Linked DNA regions of Homo sapiens: regions 1, 2 and 4 are each linked to region 3. The links are chromatin loops, found by intact Hi-C in ENCODE. Cell type or tissue: endothelial cell of umbilical vein. All regions are shown on one strand. Region 1 has its middle 120 kb from the start of LINC02101. Region 2 overlaps PLK2 (polo like kinase 2). Region 3 has its middle 57 kb from the start of LINC02225. Region 4 holds the start of LOC101928505 (a long non-coding RNA gene).

Region 1 (5,000 bases), 400 kb before region 3:
TAGGCAAAAGAAACAACACATGCCCAAACTAAAGAACCATGAAAGAAAATGATCTCTGTGAGGTGGTGTACACAGTGCAAGTCTCAAAGACTTGAGTATTACAAGAAACCAAGTTTGCTAGAAGGAAAGTACATAGTTAGTAGAAATAGATTTTAATATATACTTTTAAATATCTTTTTTCATTATTTTACACCCTGGACCTCATCTCTCCCACACCTACACACACACACACACACACACACACACACACACACAGTTACACAGCTGAATGGGGCATATATGTACATGTGTATATGTATAGATGTCTCATATATGTCTTCTATTCTTCAGCTGTATGATAATCTATGGTAAGGGGTGTTCTATATAAGAGAAGCCAGAGAGTACAATTTTTTCCTAAATGTTTTTCAAAATTTCTCCCTTTATTTTATTTTTCCTTTGCCTTTTATCTTTCTTTTTACTTCCATTCTGTGATAGAATGCTGGTTTCTTCTCTTCTTAGAAATAGCTAAACCACAGTAAGCAGCCCCTCGATGAAAGAGGGAGGCTTTTTGTTGCTTTCTGGACAGTGGGATGTGAAGGAATTGATGTGCACCATTTCCAGGCTTGTACACTAAACCTTTCCCTATCATCAGTCATGTGCTGCTGGTTGGATATTGACTTGTAGTTCTTGGTATGAAGGGAGAAATCAGACTTACTGTGTCAAGCCATTGAAATGTAAGGGATGTTTGTTACAGCAACTAATGTTAATCATTTTAAATAATACACTTTCTCTTCCTCCTCACTTTTTCCTATGAAGTTCAGTAAAAGCCTGAAAAGATGAATGAATTATTCTAGCTGTTCTCCTGTACATCTTTTCTAACTTTGGAACCAGCTAGGTAGATGAAGAAGACTTCAATTTTTGTTTGGATTTATTTTTTAATTTTTAATTTCATTTGTGGTCTATTAAAGGATTAAAAACTTATCTCCTCAGAAGTGGGCCTGGGCAACTCCTCAGCTTATTTGATTATTCTATCATGCCCAATCTTCCTCCAATGTTTATTGGAGAAACAAAACACATTATGTAAAGATATCAACTTGGACTCCTTCCATATTATTCAATTTTTATGAACAAATGGAAAGAACAGTGAGTTGGGATTTGCTTCCTGGCCTCTCTCTCTGTCTGGCTGCAGTTTTAGGGGCCCTCTACACCACTCCAGTTTGGCTCAAGGTGACTGCTCAGGCTCACTGCCCTCCCTAACCCCTGTTATTTTCTTCACCTTCCACTCAATTACATGTGCCTTGATACGATTTGGCTATGTCCTCACCCCAAATCTCTCTTGAACTGTAGTCCCCATAATTGTGGAGGGACCTGGTGGGAGATAACTGAATCATGGGGTTGGTTACCTCCATGCTGTTCTTGTGATAGTGAGTGAGTTCTTACAGGATCTGCAGGTTTTATAAGGGGCTTCCCCACTCCCCCACCCCCTCAACCCCCCTACTTTTGCTCTGCACTTCTCCTTGCTGCCACCATGTTAAGAAGGACATGTTTGCTTCCTCTTCTGCCATGATTGTAAGTTTCTTGAGGCCTCCCCATGCTAAACTGTGAGTCAATTAAACCTCTTTCTTTTATAAATTACTGAGTCTCGGGTATGTCTTTATTAGCAGCATGAGAACAGACTAATACATGCCCATACTAAAGGCTTCTCTGCTTTGAGGAAGAAGTCAGAATACATTCATTTATTAAACAAACTTTGACCCTCAGGAACCATAAAATTCTAGGGATCCAGAGATAAATAAAACACAGCCTTTTCCCTTAAAGAGCTTGAAATCTGGTGATAAAGAGAAACATGTCAGCAGAGAATCACAATAACTATGGTGGAAATACGAACACCTAGTAAGAGAGAGGACATGACTAACTTATCCAAAGTTATCGGGAGAGGCTTTACAGATAAGTTGACACTTTAGCTAGGCTTCACAGAAGAAGGCTTTGTCAGGTGGAGTAGAAAAATAAAGGCATATGGGCATATGCAACTGTAGGTGTAAAGAAAACAGTTAAGAATAAGCATGCCACAGAATGATAACTATGAGGAATTAATTATTAGAGCATTAAGTTTGTACACATTGAAGAAATGTGTGGGTCTAGATTGAGAAGACCTTGGGAAGCAGCTTAAAGGACTCAGGCTTTATTTGAGGGGCAGGTCTTTACACAGTGCAGCTGTCATGATAAACACATGATTTTGTTTATAGTGTTAATGGTTGACACCATTTTATCATTTAAACAGTGTGTGTCTAGGGCTATCCAGGGTCTCTTTGAAGCTTTCTTAGCTATGATTTCATGTTTGGTGAGTCAGAGGGAGCAAGCAGGATCAGGAAGTACCAAACAATAGGACTGGGAATAACCGTTCTCAGAGGTTGAAGGCAGCGGATAAGGTCAGAGGGTGGAGTCTCCCTCGTCTTCCTTCACTGGTCAGGCAGAGCCCAACTCAGGTCCAACCTTGCTCTTCTATGCAAGAGCAACAGAATTGCTGGGTCTCAGACACAGGGACACCATTTGCTCTCCTTAATACCATCTTCTAAACCTGTATTGATTTCAATGCTATATACATGGTGGATATTCAACATGTGTTTATTGTTGACAACTGTACTGACCTTCCTCAACATCCTTATAAGAGGAATAAAGACAACATGTCATCACGACAATTAGGATACCACCAACTAAAAGATACTATCGTATACAAGGTGCTTCTTATATTGTATATGGAGACAATAAATTGTGTTATTTCTCTAAAAAGTGCACATATATATATATATATACACATATATATACACACATATACAATATATATACATATATACACATATATATGTATATATATGTGCACTTTTTAGAGAAACAACAAAATTTATTGTCAAATAATGTACTTTGTTTTATAAATTTTGAAAATATATAATAATAGACCTAGAATAGTAGAACTGGAAGGAAGCTGATACTTCATCTAACCTCTTATTTTAACAATGATGAAATTAAGGCCCAGAAATACTTTGCCAGCCACTAAATCTCTAATAGGATTTTAATCCAAATGAAGCTAATTCAGAAAAACTTTTATCTATTTCCAATAAAATCTCAGATTCTTATAACCCCACAGCTTTGATTTTGCATCTAAAATATTGTCAACAAGGATTCTTCTTGGTTTATTACAATTTTCCTCAGTTAAGTTTTTCTACAAGACTGTGTCTACATGAAGGTAAGACCTTCCACCCTTCTGAATGGTGCATGGCACATGGTATGTGTTTAAAAATTCTTGTTGAGTAATATTTAGCCATGCTTGCTCATGCTTATACAAAATTTAAATACTTCTATTACATAAACATTAGATATTTTCTTGGAGCATATTATTGAAGGAAGAAACAAAATCATGCCTATCATATCACTATCAAATATCACTTTAAAAACAATCCTTTAGCATTTTCTGAAACATAATGCCAAGTGGATGATTCAGATAGAAACTTCCGGTTCATGTTGATTCTTTTAGGCTTTGTCATGCCTTCGTGATGGCTGGTGATTGCAGGAAACATTATTTTGATCAGAGAAAGCTGCATATGGGTTTGCCTTCCATCCTGAAGGTTCAGATCCTTTGATGCTGAACCTGAGACGGAAACAGTCTTCTTAAACAAACTTGGTCCTTGGGTCTTCTATGGAATGAAAGAATCGTATCTCTGAAGTCAGTCTAAAATCTCTGAGCCAGTGAGTCTCAAATAGTGAAGAATGCACACTATCAAATGGGATAATATGTAATTTTTAAAAATTATAGTAAATACAATAGAAAGCCTATTTATTGTTTTCTGCAATACAATCAATAGAAAAACAAGCTCAAGAGAATCTTTGCTGGTTGAGAGAAGCAAAAGATCGGCTAGAGATGGGGGTGGTGGAGCGTGTGCGACAATATGTGATCCATTAATGCCTAAGGTAGGAACTGGCTCCTGGGAAGAGTCCACAGTGGGGATCAAAACTGTCAATCCTGTGCTAAGCCTTGTTAGTAGCACCCAGCCACTACTGACTGCTATTTATAACAGGTTCTGCTGGAGAATGTGATCCATCTTCAAGGATAAGATCAGATGGCTCAGGAAATGGCTGTCAAATTGTTTACTTTCTCATGACCTTTTCTACCAAGTCACCCAGCAGGTGCTTTCAGAAGAGTTATCCCAGAAGAGAAAATCCCCCAAACAACAACAGTTGGAGATTATTTTCTCTGTTGATAATCCTGAAACGCATCCCCATGGAAAGATTCAGAACACCTTCACGTTCAAGAAACAATGCATTTCTTGCTGATCATAACCTTTGTTCCATCCCTGTACAAAGAACTTGTAAAACTCAAGTCTTGCCTGATTTGTAGGTTCTCATGGTTCACCTGCTGCAACTCAAGTAGAGTAGAAACAAAGCTTTAGGTCAGACATGTCTGTCAAAATAATCTTTATAATTATACATCCTATAGAAATAATTGGGAAGGTAAATTATTCAGCCCTTGTAGGAGAGAAAAATAGAAAGCTAGGCATTGTTTTGGACTTAAACCTTAAGACCATTGTTGGGTGGAGTTGTGACAGTTGTGGGTGGGGGAAGAAAGACTTTCTGTTCCTAAAACTCATTTTCATACTTTGCTGTTTGAGTAAAATAGATTCAAAGTGTCTTCCTTCTGATTAGTACTCTTGCAAACCTTTTGAGTCATTTCTATTAATCATATCACTTTTTTTAAGAAATAAAGTCATATCTTGACAAAAACAAACCTGACTATAAACAAACACTTGCTTAACAGCACAACGTAACCAGGTTCCACCTGTAGTTTACAGAATGTTTTGAATGTTACTTATGGGTAGGGCCAGCCTTCTTCTTTGGTGGAAACTGTTTATGTAATAATAATATCAACTATTGTTTATGAAGTTCACACTTTGCACCAGGCACTATGTAAGCCTGTTACCTTATCTCATTAAAGTCTCATCACAAACCTATGAGGAAGGAAATATTCT
Region 2 (5,000 bases), 610 kb before region 3:
CTTTTCTCATTACATGGAGGAGAACCTCATGGATGTAAGTACTGTGGCTTTAGAGTGGTGACATTTGAAGTGTAGGCCACAAAGCAGTAGTGTCTGCATCACTTTGAAGCTTGTTAGAAACAGATTCTCCTGACCTACCGTTGGTGTACTGAATCAGAATCTCCGGGAGGTGGAGGCAGGGATTTCCAAAGCCATTCTGATGCTTGCTTAAGTTTGAGAGGATTTTCTTAGAATAATAATAGAGTGCATGCTACAAAATCTTTGTAGGCACTAACTCACTCTCCTAATCTCTTCCAGGGTGGAGATCTGCCTAGTGTTACTGATATTCGAAGACCTCGGCTCTACCTCCTTCAGTGGCTAAAATCTGATAAGGCCCTAATGATGCTCTTTAATGATGGCACCTTTCAGGTAAATGAACTCTTCAGGAAAGTGCACGTTTAGGTCCTAAACAGAAAGATTTGTACCTAGACAGTTTAGTGATTGACTGAACTTTTCTAATTCTCGAATATTTTGAGAGATCTAATGTCTATGTTTATTTTTTAAGGTGAATTTCTACCATGATCATACAAAAATCATCATCTGTAGCCAAAATGAAGAATACCTTCTCACCTACATCAATGAGGATAGGATATCTACAACTTTCAGGCTGACAACTCTGCTGATGTCTGGCTGTTCATCAGAATTAAAAAATCGAATGGAATATGCCCTGAACATGCTCTTACAAAGATGTAACTGAAAGACTTTTCGAATGGACCCTATGGGACTCCTCTTTTCCACTGTGAGATCTACAGGGAAGCCAAAAGAATGATCTAGAGTATGTTGAAGAAGATGGACATGTGGTGGTACGAAAACAATTCCCCTGTGGCCTGCTGGACTGGTTGGAACCAGAACAGGCTAAGGCATACAGTTCTTGACTTTGGACAATCCAAGAGTGAACCAGAATGCAGTTTTCCTTGAGATACCTGTTTTAAAAGGTTTTTCAGACAATTTTGCAGAAAGGTGCATTGATTCTTAAATTCTCTCTGTTGAGAGCATTTCAGCCAGAGGACTTTGGAACTGTGAATATACTTCCTGAAGGGGAGGGAGAAGGGAGGAAGCTCCCATGTTGTTTAAAGGCTGTAATTGGAGCAGCTTTTGGCTGCGTAACTGTGAACTATGGCCATATATAATTTTTTTTCATTAATTTTTGAAGATACTTGTGGCTGGAAAAGTGCATTCCTTGTTAATAAACTTTTTATTTATTACAGCCCAAAGAGCAGTATTTATTATCAAAATGTCTTTTTTTTTATGTTGACCATTTTAAACCGTTGGCAATAAAGAGTATGAAAACGCAGAAATAATGGTCTCCTGTCTTTAGTAGAACTCTTCACCACATCGTTACATTTTTTGATAAGATCGTGCCAAGCAGTGCCAAGAAGCCACTGAGTATAGAAGCATACTAGAGAGTTAGATCTTTAATTTTTTCTAACTACAGTTTCTAGGAAGTCTAATACCTGAAGTACAATCATAAACTTTCAGAGTAGATCTAGCTTAAGAACACCATTCTTCTTACAACCAAAATATAAGCCTCCTACAAAATCCAAACCCAATTTCTCTCTGTAGTATTTCTTCAAAACTTGTTTAGCTTGGAGGTGAAGCCAGATTAAATAGATCTCTGTTATTCAGTGTCAATAGGTACAGGAAGTTTATCTTAATATGGGCAAAACTCTGAATTAGAATACATGCACCACCTAAACATATTACTCAGCATAAACCTGCCTAAACACTTCCAGTGCCACTGGCAGTACTAGCACATAATTCCAGTAGTGAGAAATACTTTGTGAATAAGTCATTTTATTTTCCTTCTGGTGCATGGTAGTTGAGGAGTGGTATGGGAACCAAGTTGTGGTTTGGGGTCCATCTTTTAATCTATTAAATTAAGAGGTAAATTTGAGGTTTTCTTTTTCAGTGGGATCTACTCTTTGACAGGTGTAGTAAAGGAAAGCTGCTCATCCTGTTACTCTGAACTTACAGGCATCTGCATAAGATGTAAATATTTTTTGTTCAATTGTAATCCCACTATAAGGAAAATACTGTCCTATGAAAAGAAGTGCTTTGGTTTGTTAAGGCTGTGTTTACATTGTGGTCCTGTACAGCATAGTATAGAGATGCTAGTTGCACTTTTACATTTTTCTAAAATTGTTAAAACTCCACTTGGTATATTGTATTAATAAAAGCCAAATCCAGGGAATATGTTATGAGTATTTCACAACTCCTAGATTAACTCCTGCTGGCTGGAGTTCTCTGGCCATGTATACAAATTCAGTTGTATTTTTATAAGCAGAGAAGAAACAATAGTTTCCAAACAGAAAATGTTCCTTCCTTTTGAGTTTCACAGTGGAAGATTGTATACTACCTCATGATTTCAAAATACACACTTACCCATTCTTATATGTACTCAGCATCTGCTGTGTGCCACATCCAGGGCCTGGCATTGGAGACACAGAGTGAACCCGAGGCCCCCCTGCCCTCAAGGAAGTCACAATGGAGTGGAGGAGACAGTGCATTTACCTATTAGTGTGACAAGTGGTGTGATTTTACGATAAAGGTATGTACTGGGTGTTGTGGGAACTCAGCAGGAATCATGAGGAAGAAGCCCCAGGCATGGGCTGGGCTCAGTGAATAGATTCCAGAAAAGAAATTTGTTTTTACTGTGTTTGAAAGATGAGTGGGGGTTAAATAGAAATATGCGATAGGGAAGAGTGTTATAAGCAGTGGGAATAGCACGTATAGAAGCCCGGGGGATGAAAGAGTTCACAGAAGTGGGTGTGCAATCTGAAGTATTATAGGAAAAGGCTGGAAGACATGAATGGTGCAACCCATGGCTTTTAGGCTGCATTTTGAAGGCTATGCCAAACTACTGAGAAATTTCAAGGAGGAAAGTGACATAGTACTTCAGATTCCTAAAATTTATTCTGGGAGAAGAGGAGACGGGGTGGGGAACAAGATGGAAACGGCCCAAACAGTAAAGAAATTAATGCTGTGACTCAGGTGAGAAGGGACCTGAGACAATGAAAAGGAGCAAAAGAAGAGCTAGGCAGTACCTCATTTGGCCCTCCTGATTCATTTCAACGTTCCCAGTACTGAGCACCAGATCTGGTACTGGACAGTCAACTATCGAATGAGTAAATGAAGATTGATTTTGGAGGAACTTAGAAAGTTGATTTTAACAGGATCTAGAGCCCGGTTGAATGTGGTGCCTAAGAAAGTAGATGAGGTGCAGAAGGATTGGCTGAGGCAGTCAGTGGGGGACGGGTTGCATTCTTGGGCCATTAACTATAGTAAATTAGGAATATGGAAGGAAGAGCTTGATGGAAAAATATAGTGAGTTTTAGACATATCTAATCAGATTTGTATGAGGATGCCCACATAGGTCCAGTAAACAGTGGATATGCAGGTCTACATCTCAAGAGAAAGCAACATTTGGAAGTAACTAAGTTTTGGAAAACATCATGGGAGTGGATGAGAACACATAAGGATGGATTTCTGTCACCCCTTCTACCCAACTGCATTTCTGGGGGAGGAGTACAGAGGACATCTCCATAAAACATAACAGTGTTGATAAATCTTTGCCATGGGAGAAGGAGAATAAAAAATTCCCAAATAAATTACCCTTCCAAATAAGGGTACCCTGAATTCCACAAAAAACAACTGTAAAATAATAGATTTCTTTAATGAACACCTTTGATCCCCAGGAACGTTTCTCCATTAGCCCTCACAAATTCTAAAGATTTAATAGTTTTGTTGCATGTCTCGGCTATGGGGGAGGCTGAGGCAGGAGTGTCGCTTGAGCCCAGATGTTTGAGGTTGCAATAAGCTATGACCATGCCACTGCACTCTAGTCTGGGTGACAGAGGGAGACCCTGTTTCTTAAAAAATAAAATAACAGATACCCTCAACTAAACTTGGTGTGGCCATGACAGTGAACTTGATCTTAGGTTATTTAACATTTACGACTTTTATCTCTTAGTCCCATCAAGCCTTCAAGAACTATTTCTGAATGTAATCTCATGTCAGCTAGGGAAATCATACTCCAGTGGAAAAGCTTTGGAGTCAAATCTTGAGTCCAAATTTCTGTGCAACCACATGTTAATAATGCGATCATTAGTAAATACCTAATCTCTCTAAGCTTCTGTTTTCTCATCTGTGAAGATAAAACGATAATAAAACACTTGCACAACAAAGGTACTCAATAAGTATTTCTTCCTGTTCTTGTTCTGTTTTTTTTTCTGCCTCTTTCCACATCTGTAATGGCAGGGACCGTAATTATCTAGAAAAAAAAAAACTGTCTCATTCTTGTTTCTCCCACTTTCAGTTCTGTGTAAGTTGTGATCGAGTCTTCAGTTCTGTGTAAGTCGTGATCCAGTTGGGATCATTTTGGGACTTTCAGAGAGAAGGAATCTAATGGAGATTGTTGGTTATACAGATGATGGAAGAACTCGGTGGTGAGGCAACCCAGAGATTCACTGCAGCAGGAAGGCACTACTCTCCCAATGGCTAGAGAGACCCAGAGAAAACGTCATGTTACCAGAGCCCAGAACTGAGTCTTCTGGCAGAAACTAGAATCATGATGGTCACTGCTTACCAGGATTTTGAGATCATGGGACAAATGTCATCACTGCTTGAGATGACCCCTGTGCCTTTTTGGGTGAGAAAAAAGGGGGACAAAATATTTTGAATTCTTTCTTCCTCTTGGCCTCCAATCTCCCATTGACCAAATGAGCTGAAAGGCAGTCGAAAAAAATAGCCTTGGAAATACAGTTGTTAGGGTCATTGTAATATTGCAAAATAAAGCAGAAGAAGGGCAGAGAATGAATCTGAGCCTTAACCAGCATATTAACTGCCTACCTTTCTTTCTTAGTTTTTCTCTTCCACGAATTTTCTACCATTTCTACCTTCTCCTTCTCTTAAATACCAAAGTGACATAATTGCTAAGAGCTATAGTTAGCTAGGCAGCAAGA
Region 3 (5,000 bases):
GAAGGGGGACTGATTTCTCTGGACTATCTTTACTGGGTTTCTATGTCAGGTAGTTTTTTATTAGATTTGGCCAGCGGTATTTACTGGAAGGAGATTGGGAAGAAAGAAGAAAAAAAATCAACGCATTTCATCCTCTGTCTAGGCCTCAGGTGACACCTCCAGCAGCCATTGTATTCTCTTCTTGCCTCTAGCTGCCTCCCTGCACATATGCCACAGTTCTGGCTTCTGCCCAAGGATCCCACCCCTGGGCTCTGGGAACCCCATTTCCTCCCTTTGTTTCTCCAGCCCGGAGTTGATTGTAGCTTCCTGCTGTTACTAACATTGAGTTGTCTCATTGTCTCCTATTTGGCTTCTCACCTTTTCCATCACCTGTACAACAATCTGCTCTATAAATTCTCTCTTTTAAAATATTTGAAGAGATTTTTCATTTCCTGGTTGGACCCTGACTGACACAGGAGGGGATGCATTTGAGAAATATTAGAATGACTCTATTAGAAGGCAGAGTCATTGGAACTTTGTGGAGATAAACCTTACTCCCTAACTAAAGTTGGCCTCACTCTTTTGCAAATTACTGAACTGAAGTGTGTTGTTTTGATTCCTCATCTACCTGGCTTCTCCCTCTTCCATAGGAAGTTATTTGCCGTATTGGAGAGACTGTCAGTTCTTAAATTCTTTTTTAAAATACTCAAAAACGCCGCCCGTGTGAGCCAGAGAAGTCTCTGTGGGTGCTTGATTTCCACAGGAACCATTCATGGTCTAGGTCTCCCAGGCTTCAGACTGGCAGCTTCCACAGAATGAGCGAAACCCTGCAGGACAGGGCCAAATCTGATGGCCCAGGTATCAGTACTGGATTAAGAATACACCACTTAAAGATCCAAAGGAGCAAAGTTGTTAAGATACTATTTTATTGGGTGGAATCAGGACAAGGGCTACCAGTTTCTACTGAACAGGAAAAGGGCAAGGAAATGATGCTGAGTACATTGATATACAGGTTAAAGAGGATGGTGTTGCAAAAATGTATGATCTGCGTGGCCTGACCAGGTAAGAGGCCAAGAAACAAATGGGCACAGATGCCCTGTGAGATGCTGAAGATGCTGCCGTGCTGCCTGCCTGAGTAGCAGAGAGAACGTGCCAAAGAGGAGTTGCCTTTTCTAGAGAACTGTTTAGTTTGCAACTAATACATGCTTAATGGGGGTTGATCAGTCTAGCAGATATTTTCTTTTCGTTTCTTTTTTGATTAAGTAAATTTTTAATTTCAGAAGAGTTTTAGATTTACAGAAAAGTTACAAAGATATTATAATACAGAGAACCCCTGTGTATTCCTTACCCATTTTCCCCTGTTGTTAACATCTTACAATTGTATATTTGTCACAACTGAGAAACCGATATTGATGCATTATGCCTCACTTTATGTGAATTGCACTAGCGTTTCCTTCATAGCCATTTTTTCCCAGGATCCCACTACTTTACATTTAGAGGCATTTTATGTTTATTTTCAATCTACCTTAATTTTTAAAGAGAAAAATATTTGCTCACATTTATTAAAGGAGTACTCAAATAAATCCCCAAAATGTATTAATATTATTTTAAACTGTAGTACACTTTCTCCAGGCAGATCAAGCTAAATTCTCTTGTGTATAAGAGTGTACTTAGAGTGCACAGAGGCGCAGTAGCCAAACCACATGGTTCAAATCACAGTGCACCGCTTTCTATCTGGGCAGCCTTGGAAAAATACTTAAGTATTTAATCCCTCTGGGCTTTAATTTTCACATCTATAAAATGGAAAGTGATAGTACATTACCTCATGGATGTGATATGTACATTAAAATTAATAATACATATAAATCACTGAGAAGAGTGCCTGGGTACATAGTGAGCATGGAATTAACCTTAGTTGTTATTACTGTTACTATCGCTATTTGATTCCAGAGTATCCTATGTATTTCTTTTCTTGACACTCATCACACTTTTAAGTATGTCTCATATTTGTCTTCACTTCCAGATGGCAATTTTCATGAGTTCAAAGACATTCCTACCCAACTCATAGTGGATGTTCGGGAAACAGTCTCTTAATTGTCCATCCTGACTGCAGAGCCATCAAACAATGACATGCAATGTGAAAGCTTGAAGGAAGAGAAAGTGAATGAGGTGAAGATAGACAGACAAGCAGATAAATGGGATATAGAGACACAGAAATATAGTCAGGGAAGTACAAAGGTCAAATGAGAACAATTTTTTAAATTGCAAAATAAAAACTATATTTATATGTACAACATGATGTTTTGAAATACGTATATATTGTGGAATGGCTATATCAAGCTAATCAACATATGCATTACCTCACATACCTATCATTTTTTTGTGGTGAACACACTTCAAATTGATTCTCTTATTAATTTTTAAGTATGTAAAACATTGTTATTAACTATAGTCTTTATGCTGTAGATCTCTTGAGTTCATTCTCTTTAAATTTTGTTTCCCAGCCATTGATATATGACACTCTGTCTCCACTCTTAAACTCATTTTCTCTTCGTGTGTTACATAAAACTGAAAGGGAATGTATTTTTCTGAAATTAACAATTTAAAAGTTCAGCAGGAGGACACTGCCCTTTCAAGCACTGGTAATGAAGAATGGCAGAAAGAATTCTGGATGGAATTCTCAGCTACAGCTTTCTGGTAAAACTGGCATTAGTGATGCACAGGAGATGAACACGTATTATATTGAAATGGCATCAATATTCCAGTTTCTTGCCAAATGCCTTGAATAGCTGATTGTGCTTCATGTACAAATGTACACTTGGGCTCTGTGAATCCCAGGCACAGATGTCTGTAAAGCCACATGTATTTCTGCCATAAAGTCCACTTTAAAATGTGCTCCACTCTTATCCAGACCTCCAGTCAAGGAAGTTGTTAAATCCATTTTTTTTCTTTTTTCCTGTACTTTGTTTTTGCCTTTGAAATATTGCTAAGCAGTTGTCCCACAGGGTGGAGGTGGAATTAGCAGCTGCAGCATTTCTTGTGCCACCGTCATCTCTTTGGTATGTGGCTTCCTTTCACTCTCATGCTGGGGAAGATCCCACCCATCCTTTGCATTCCTCCTGAGCAAGTTGTGTCAAGGAAAGTCGAGAGAGGAAGCGATTCCCATCCTATGGGTGTCATCAAATAGGAAGGTTTTAATTAGTTTCTCAGGATGTTCTCAGTTTCTGCACTGAGCAGCCCTTCCCTTCTTTGGCATTAAAGCACTTGGATTCTTCAAGAAACACACAATTTTGCTCTGTTAGGCACTAAACTCTGTGTATTCAAATGTAATAAGGAGTCATGAAGCCTGTCTTTCCTAGCACTTACCATGGTTGTAATCTTACATTTATTTGTATAATTAGTTGAGCCATGACTGTCTCTTCACTATGCTCAGGATTCTAGGAAGGCAGTGACATGTCTAATTTTGCAATCCATTGTATCTGCAGGCACTCAATAAATGGTTTCAAGATAAAATAACGAACATATGATTGAAAAAACTTCTCCTACAGCAAACAAAATAGAACCTGATGCATAAGTGACCCTTAGAGATTGCTTCTGCCTGACGTTCCTAGAAGAAGAAATGATGATCATATAGTATTTTCTGTGTACCAGACACTATTCTAAGTGCATCACATTGATTTTATCTATTAACCTTCATAAAACACTATGACCTAGATTCCACCATTATCCCCATTTTACAGATAAGAAATATAAGACATGAAGGGAGAGGTTTAGTGAAATAGCTCAACATCACATGGCAAGAAGGTAAAGGGAGACCCTGGAGTGGAGCACGGTCCAATTGGCTATAGAGACTGTTCCCCAATCCACGATGTGATTCTGCCTTCTGGGATGCAAATGGAGATAGTGCTTTGGATTCACAGAGTGTAAGTGGCATGAGTGATAGTAGTCCTAGCTAGCCATGAAAAAAAAAAAAACCTCAAGTCTGGACAGATGTAGATATGATCATAAACCATATTTGAATATTTGACAGAGAGATACAGACATACACTTCATATGTAACAAGATCAAGGACTATGTATTATCAGTGGAAAAAAAATACAGGCAAAAATTCTCTCTTGAATGTCTTTAAAGTCAAATATACTCATAGACATGTATTGAAAAATCTTACTCTTTTTTTCTAAAATATCACCTTAAGGGTTGTTGTCATTTGAGAATTCATATTATTGCCCACTCCTCTCCAGTTACTTCATGGAATACTGTCAAATTCCAACTGGCTGAAGAATAGAGGTTTTATCCCTTAAAATAAGATTTCGGTATGAAGAAATGTTCCTACAGAACTGAAAGACGTGTAGTTCATGCCAAGTGGCATTTCAGACACAAAGAAATGGGTAGGAAAACATTTCTCTTTTCTCTGAATTCCCATTGCACATTGGGCCATTTTTCTTTTTCTTGACATTTAATGTATTGTATTCTTACATCTGTGCACAAGTTTTACCTCCCCACAAAAACTATAAACTCTTTAAAACGGGAACTGTGCCTTACAGTAAAAGGCAGTGTGCTGGAAAGAAACTAACAAGACTTTTATTAGCAAGTGGAATCATCACTTACTATTTGCACAACCTTGGGCAAGTTAACTTCTCCTAGTCTTGATTTATTCCTCTATAAAAAAAAGATTCATAACGGTATATAGTATTATTAGCTAGAATTTCAAAAGAGTATTTGGGACTTGGATTAAATGTGGAAGATTGAAACATATGTGCTTTACTCCAGTAACACATTAAAATTTCAGTAAATAAATTAAAACTTTTTAAACCCTAGGGCAAAGAAAGCAAAGGAAAAGATAAAAGAGAAAACAAGATTATATATACATATATGGAAAGCAATGGACTGACTTGAAGTAACCAATTTGGCAAACATGGAGTCTCTGCAGTGAATGAAATCATGAAGAAGGCTTATTTGCACTTCAGAATCTCAGAGGGCTCAGGAGTTCAGGCAGGAGGTGCCTTGAAAGTAGGGTGTTG
Region 4 (5,000 bases), 190 kb after region 3:
ATTGCAACTGTATTTACACAATAATCATGGGTAAACCTGTCTTTAAAAAATAAAGTCATCGAGCATTGTAATTCTTTCCATCTCAATGCCAGCCCATAATACCTGCTCTATGGGGTGTGGCTAGGTTTTTTTCCCTGCCCCTGGATGAAATGTTAAGGAGCCCAAAAGATTTTCTCTGTTTGTTGAACAATTAAAAATTCTATAGTCATTTCTACTTGCAAGAACTGTCTCATTTCACTAATTCAAACAGGTTCTTGTAATAGTTAAAATTCCACAAGTCATTTTAAGTTGACTATTTCTCCCTACTCCAGATTGGGCCTCCTTCGGAAACTTACAGTGGAAAACAAAGAAAGCAGACATCTTGTTTCTCTGTCAGCTTCTCTCTACCTTATACCCAAATCCGCAGGATTGCAAGGGGAGAGAAACAAAAGAAAAGAAAGCAGGAAAAGACCTGCTTGATTTGCTCAGTGTTGATGCTCTTGGTGGTGTGACCAAAGCTGACTTTTTTCTTGAGCATATGATTGTGAATTCTTCAGAGGTCCCTGATGTATCTTCTTTAGCTGACCAATTGCTACTCCTCATCAGCTCCTGCCTCTGCAACCAACCCCACATTCTCATACTTCCAGGGCCCCCTTGCCTTTGCAGAATTCATTTCAGAGGCTCCAGCTTTCACATCAGGCCCATGGGAAAGTACCCCCTTCATGCCAAATGGTGAAAGTGCAGCCTTAGCTCTTTCCCCACCTTCATACATGGCTTCAGCCAATATTTCATTTCAAGATTATCTTCCATAGTACACAGACAGTAAACTACTGTGTCCCTCCAAATCCAGGAACACATCAAGATTCCTGATTGGTTACCTTGCAGCACTTTACACTAGATTGAAGTGAGAGTGAAGCACCCAGCACTTTTCCGGTGTTGGGAGTGAGGGCAGACTCCCAGTACACAGAAAATCCTCTGTTTAAATATCAATCCTTCTTATGCTCAAAGTGCATATTGAGATAAATGTCATAAAATCAGCCCTTCTCTACTGCACTTGAACATCCTGCACAGGTGATCTCACAGCATGTGCTGGATGGGAAAGTACTTGCCCTCTGCTGCCTTCTCAGACAAATTGGGTACAGTCACATAGAAAAAAACTCCTTTTAAATATCCTTTACTTACATCTATAGATATTATTCTACACATCAAAACATTTCTATAAACATATTACCTTTCCATAATATAAAAAACTAAAATTCAGGTTTTATAAATTTCAAGATGGCTGACTAGAGAGGTCACATGTAAGTTCTCCTCAGAAAGAAGAATGGAACGTAGAGGTAAATAATCAAAACTCACATAGAATATTAAAGAGAGGGTGCCGGAACTATTGGAGAACTCACAGGAAGAAGCTACCATACAGAAAAAGACAGAAGCAAAAGGCTGGCTGAGATCAAACCCTCCTGAGGGACTTGGTATTTCATCAAAAAGGTAAATGTTCTTGGCTCCCTTCACCCTTGCAGCAGACTGCTGGTTTCCAAACTTTAGAGGTCTCCTCTGCTTTCATGAGCCCAAGCACTAGTATGGGTGGTGATTTGGTAACTTTTTGAGGACATCACACCAGACTACCAACTTGCACACAGTCACTCACCCTGTTCCTGGACCCAAGCTGTGGTAGCAGGTGCCATATTTGCTGCATACCCATTGTGAGACTGTTTTCTGCCCAGGTAACCTCAGCCCTTGTGTCTCCACATTGCCAGATCTCCCACAGACATTCCCCAGCACCAGCTGGGATTGTGACAGCCACACAGGCCTGACTGGACCTAGAGAAGCTGCAGAATGCCCATGGCCCAGGTCTCAGGGAGTGCTGCTCCTAAGGGAAGAGAGAGTGCAGCCCACCAAGGAAGTACCTCTTCCCTGGGGCAAAGGAAACCAGAGCACATTCTTTCCTGTGCTTGAGAGCTTCCACTTATGCGGTAAAGTTGACTGTGTCTCTTCCAGCAGAGACAAAGATGCCATGCTCAGCTCTGTGGGAAAGGAATATGTTCCACCCCAGTGGCCATATGGCCCCAGTGCTTGAGCATGGCTGTGGAGAGGGAGACCTCTTTTTTCTACCCTCCCCACAACTACTGCAGAAACAGCCATGGCTGCACGCATAGGAGACTGACATAGGCATGCTGGTGGATGGTCATTCTAGGACTGTTAGGGGTGGATGTACCCCATTGGCAGTGTGCTTACCAGGCCCAGGCTTGCAAAATGGCAGGGCCCTTCCCACTCTCTACATAGAGCAGCAGCATTCCTGAAGCAGAGAAGAGGAGAGCCTCAAAGTTTTACGTTTTGGGCTGAGAAAAGAAGTTCCACACCATAACCACATTGGTAGAGAATCACAGAGCAGGTACCTTTCATGGCTCTCAGATTCACTGCAGCTTGGAGATAGTGAGGTCTGTCTGACCCGAATGTCTGGAGTGCCAGGACAGAAACATGACAGGAAGGTGAATTGCATTCCTACCTGGCCAGGCCGTGGAGCTGAGGTAGAAACCTCAGCAGAAGCCTCAGCACATTTCACCAGGAGCTCCCTCAACCACCCAGTCAGGTCTGGTGCTCGTGTTTACCGTTGGGATATCTGAGGTCAAAGTTGAGCTTGACAGTCCAGCTCCACCCAGCTTTGTGGGTGGTCCACAGAACAGCCCATTGGCTGAAGCAAAAGAGAGCTTCTCTCAGTAAACAAAGATCAAGTATATGCCCATCTGCTTCTGCAGATAGTCAGCTGTTACCTGTAAATGCCACCTACTGGCCTGGAGATTGAACTGCACAGTGTAATACAAAACCTGCTGACACAAGCGCACAACAGTGAGGAATGAGCTAAGATTCCTGAGACTTCCTCTATCCTGATACCCAAGGAGGCAGTGAACCTGCTCACAAACCCACCCAGTATGTAGCTACAACCAGCATTTGAGAAAGCCACCACACAAAAGCTATCTATAACCATGGAACACACATAGAATCCTTGCCACTGAAAGCATCCAGAACCAAAGTAAAATAACCATACACAGCATACAGCATAGTCACATCCTCAAGGAGGAAAAAAATTCCTTTCCAAACGAAAGTAAATTCAAAAAAAAGAAAGAGAGAAGAAGAGATAGTTTATCTAGATGAAAAGGAACCAGAGGAAAAATTCTGGTAATATGAAAAAACAGAGTGTTAAAACACCCCAGTGAATCACATTAACTCTCTAGCAATGGATTCTAATCCAAAGGAAATCTTTGAAATACCAGATAAATAATTCAAAATATTGATTTTAAATAAGCTCAATGAGATACAAAAGAAAATTGAAAACCAACACAAAGAAATTAGAAAAACAATTCAAGACATCAATGAAAAAATTGCTGAAGAGGTAGACATTAAAACAAAACACACACACAAAGAACATCTAGAAATGAAGAATTCATTGAATTACAAAATATAGTTGAAAGCTTTAATAATAGACTAGACCAAGCAGAAAAAAGAATTTCAAAGACAGATCTTTTGAATTAGCCCAGTCAGACAATAATAAAGAAAACAGAATTTCATAAATGAACAAAGCCTTTGAGGAGTATGGAATGATGTAAGACAACCAAATGCACAAGTCATAGCTATTTCTGAGGGAGATGTAGAGAAAGTTAAAAGTTTGGAAAACTTATTTGAGTAAATAATTAAGGAAGATTTCCTTAGGCTTGGTAGAAATTTAGACATCCATTTCTGGAGAGGTTGTGGAGAAAAAGGAACGCTTATAGACTGTTAATGGGAGTGTAAATTAGTTCAACCATTGTGGAAAACAGTATGGTAATTTTTCAAAGTCCTAAAGACAGAAATACCATTTGACCCAGCAATCCCATTACTGGGTATATACCCAAAGGACTATAAATCATTTTATTATAAAGACACATGCACATAAAAGTTCTTTGAAACACTATTCACAATAGCAAAGACATGAAATCAACCTAAATGCCCACCAATGATAGATTAGATTTGTTAAAAAAGTGTAAAAAAAACTTGTCAGCCACAAATTTTGTATTCTGCTAAATTCAGCTTCATGATGTACATATACACCATGGAATACTATGCAACCATAAAAAAAACTCAGATCATGTTCTTTGCAGGGATGTGGATGGAGCTGGAGGCCATTAACCTTAACAAACTAACACAGGAACAGAAAACTAAATACCACATGTTCTCACTTATAATTGGGAGCTAAGTGATGAGAACACATTGACAAATGGAGGGGAACAACACACACTGGGGCCCATTAGATGATGGAGGGTGAGAGGAGGGAGAGGATCAGGAAAAATAAATAATGGGCACTAGGCTTAATACCTGGGAGATAAAATAATCTGCACAACAAAGCCCCATGTCACAAGTTTAGTTTATCTATGTAACAAGTCTGCACATGTACCTCTAAACTTAAAATAAAAGTAAAAAAAAATACTTTTTATGCTACTTTACATAATGAAAATCAGAAAACTCAGGGTTGATCAACTCCTTGTCATTTATGCCTCTTCAGGTTACTGCCATTCATAGATATTTCTCATCATCAATTTTGAATGCAAGATAAAGAGCCCAAAACCTAAAAAAGAGAGAGAGACAGATTTAGACATCCAGATACAAGCTCAGAGAACTCTAGGAAAATGCATTGCAAGATGGACTTCACCAAGGCATATAGTCATCAGGGCCTCTAAAGTCAATATGAAGGAAAAACTTCTAAAATCATCAAGAAAAAAGCATCTAATCACCTATAAAGGAAATCCCTTCAGATTAACAGTAAACTTCTCAGCAGAACCTTTACAAGCCACTATAGATTGGGGTCCTATTTTCAGACTTCCTAAAGACAAAAACTGTCAACCACAAATTTTGTATCCTCCTAAATTTAAGCTTTATAAAAGAAAGAGAAATAAAATATTTCCCAGACAAGCAAATGCTAAACTAATTCATCACCACTAGACCAGTCCTACAAGAAATGTTTTAAGGAGTTCAAAACTTGGAAACAA

What was found. A loop is a pair of places that touch in the nucleus more often than their neighbours do. Peaks named below come from ENCODE experiments on the same cell type or tissue, not always from the same donor. Only the 100,000 strongest peaks of a DNase experiment are listed, where the experiment ranks them.
Region 1: a loop joins it to region 3, with 10 times the contacts of the local background. A loop is called at or near these places in 2 of 110 quality-filtered maps.
Region 2: a loop joins it to region 3, with 11 times the contacts of the local background. A loop is called at or near these places in 5 of 110 quality-filtered maps.
Region 4: a loop joins it to region 3, with 4 times the contacts of the local background. A loop is called at or near these places in 3 of 110 quality-filtered maps.

The regions. Positions count from the first base shown.
Region 1 is chr5:58,238,965-58,243,964 of GRCh38, reverse strand. No RefSeq gene overlaps it. Among named protein-coding and RNA genes, the nearest start is that of LINC02101, 120 kb to the right of the region's middle. In endothelial cell of umbilical vein, no CTCF peak of the experiment used is centred here; DNase peaks (open chromatin) are centred at 2,364, 3,474 and 4,104; H3K27ac peaks cover 3,557 bases.
Region 2 is chr5:58,450,319-58,455,318 of GRCh38, reverse strand. PLK2 (polo like kinase 2) reads left to right here. Exons shown (of 14, transcript NM_006622.4): 12 at 1-34; 13 at 298-408; 14 at 545-1,337. The coding sequence ends at 736. Among named protein-coding and RNA genes, the nearest start is that of PLK2, 7.3 kb to the left of the region's middle. RefSeq lists an enhancer at 4,914-5,000. In endothelial cell of umbilical vein, no CTCF peak of the experiment used is centred here; DNase peaks (open chromatin) are centred at 2,528, 3,348 and 4,178; H3K4me3 peaks cover 1,160 bases; H3K27ac peaks cover 319 bases.
Region 3 is chr5:57,839,888-57,844,887 of GRCh38, reverse strand. No RefSeq gene overlaps it. Among named protein-coding and RNA genes, the nearest start is that of LINC02225, 57 kb to the left of the region's middle. In endothelial cell of umbilical vein, no CTCF peak of the experiment used is centred here; DNase peaks (open chromatin) are centred at 247 and 2,947; H3K27ac peaks cover 2,956 bases.
Region 4 is chr5:57,648,245-57,653,244 of GRCh38, reverse strand. LOC101928505 (a long non-coding RNA gene) reads right to left here and starts at 2,585. Exons shown (of 3, transcript NR_104668.1): 1 at 2,486-2,585. In endothelial cell of umbilical vein, a CTCF peak has its summit at 2,754 (motif pointing left); a DNase peak (open chromatin) is centred at 2,784.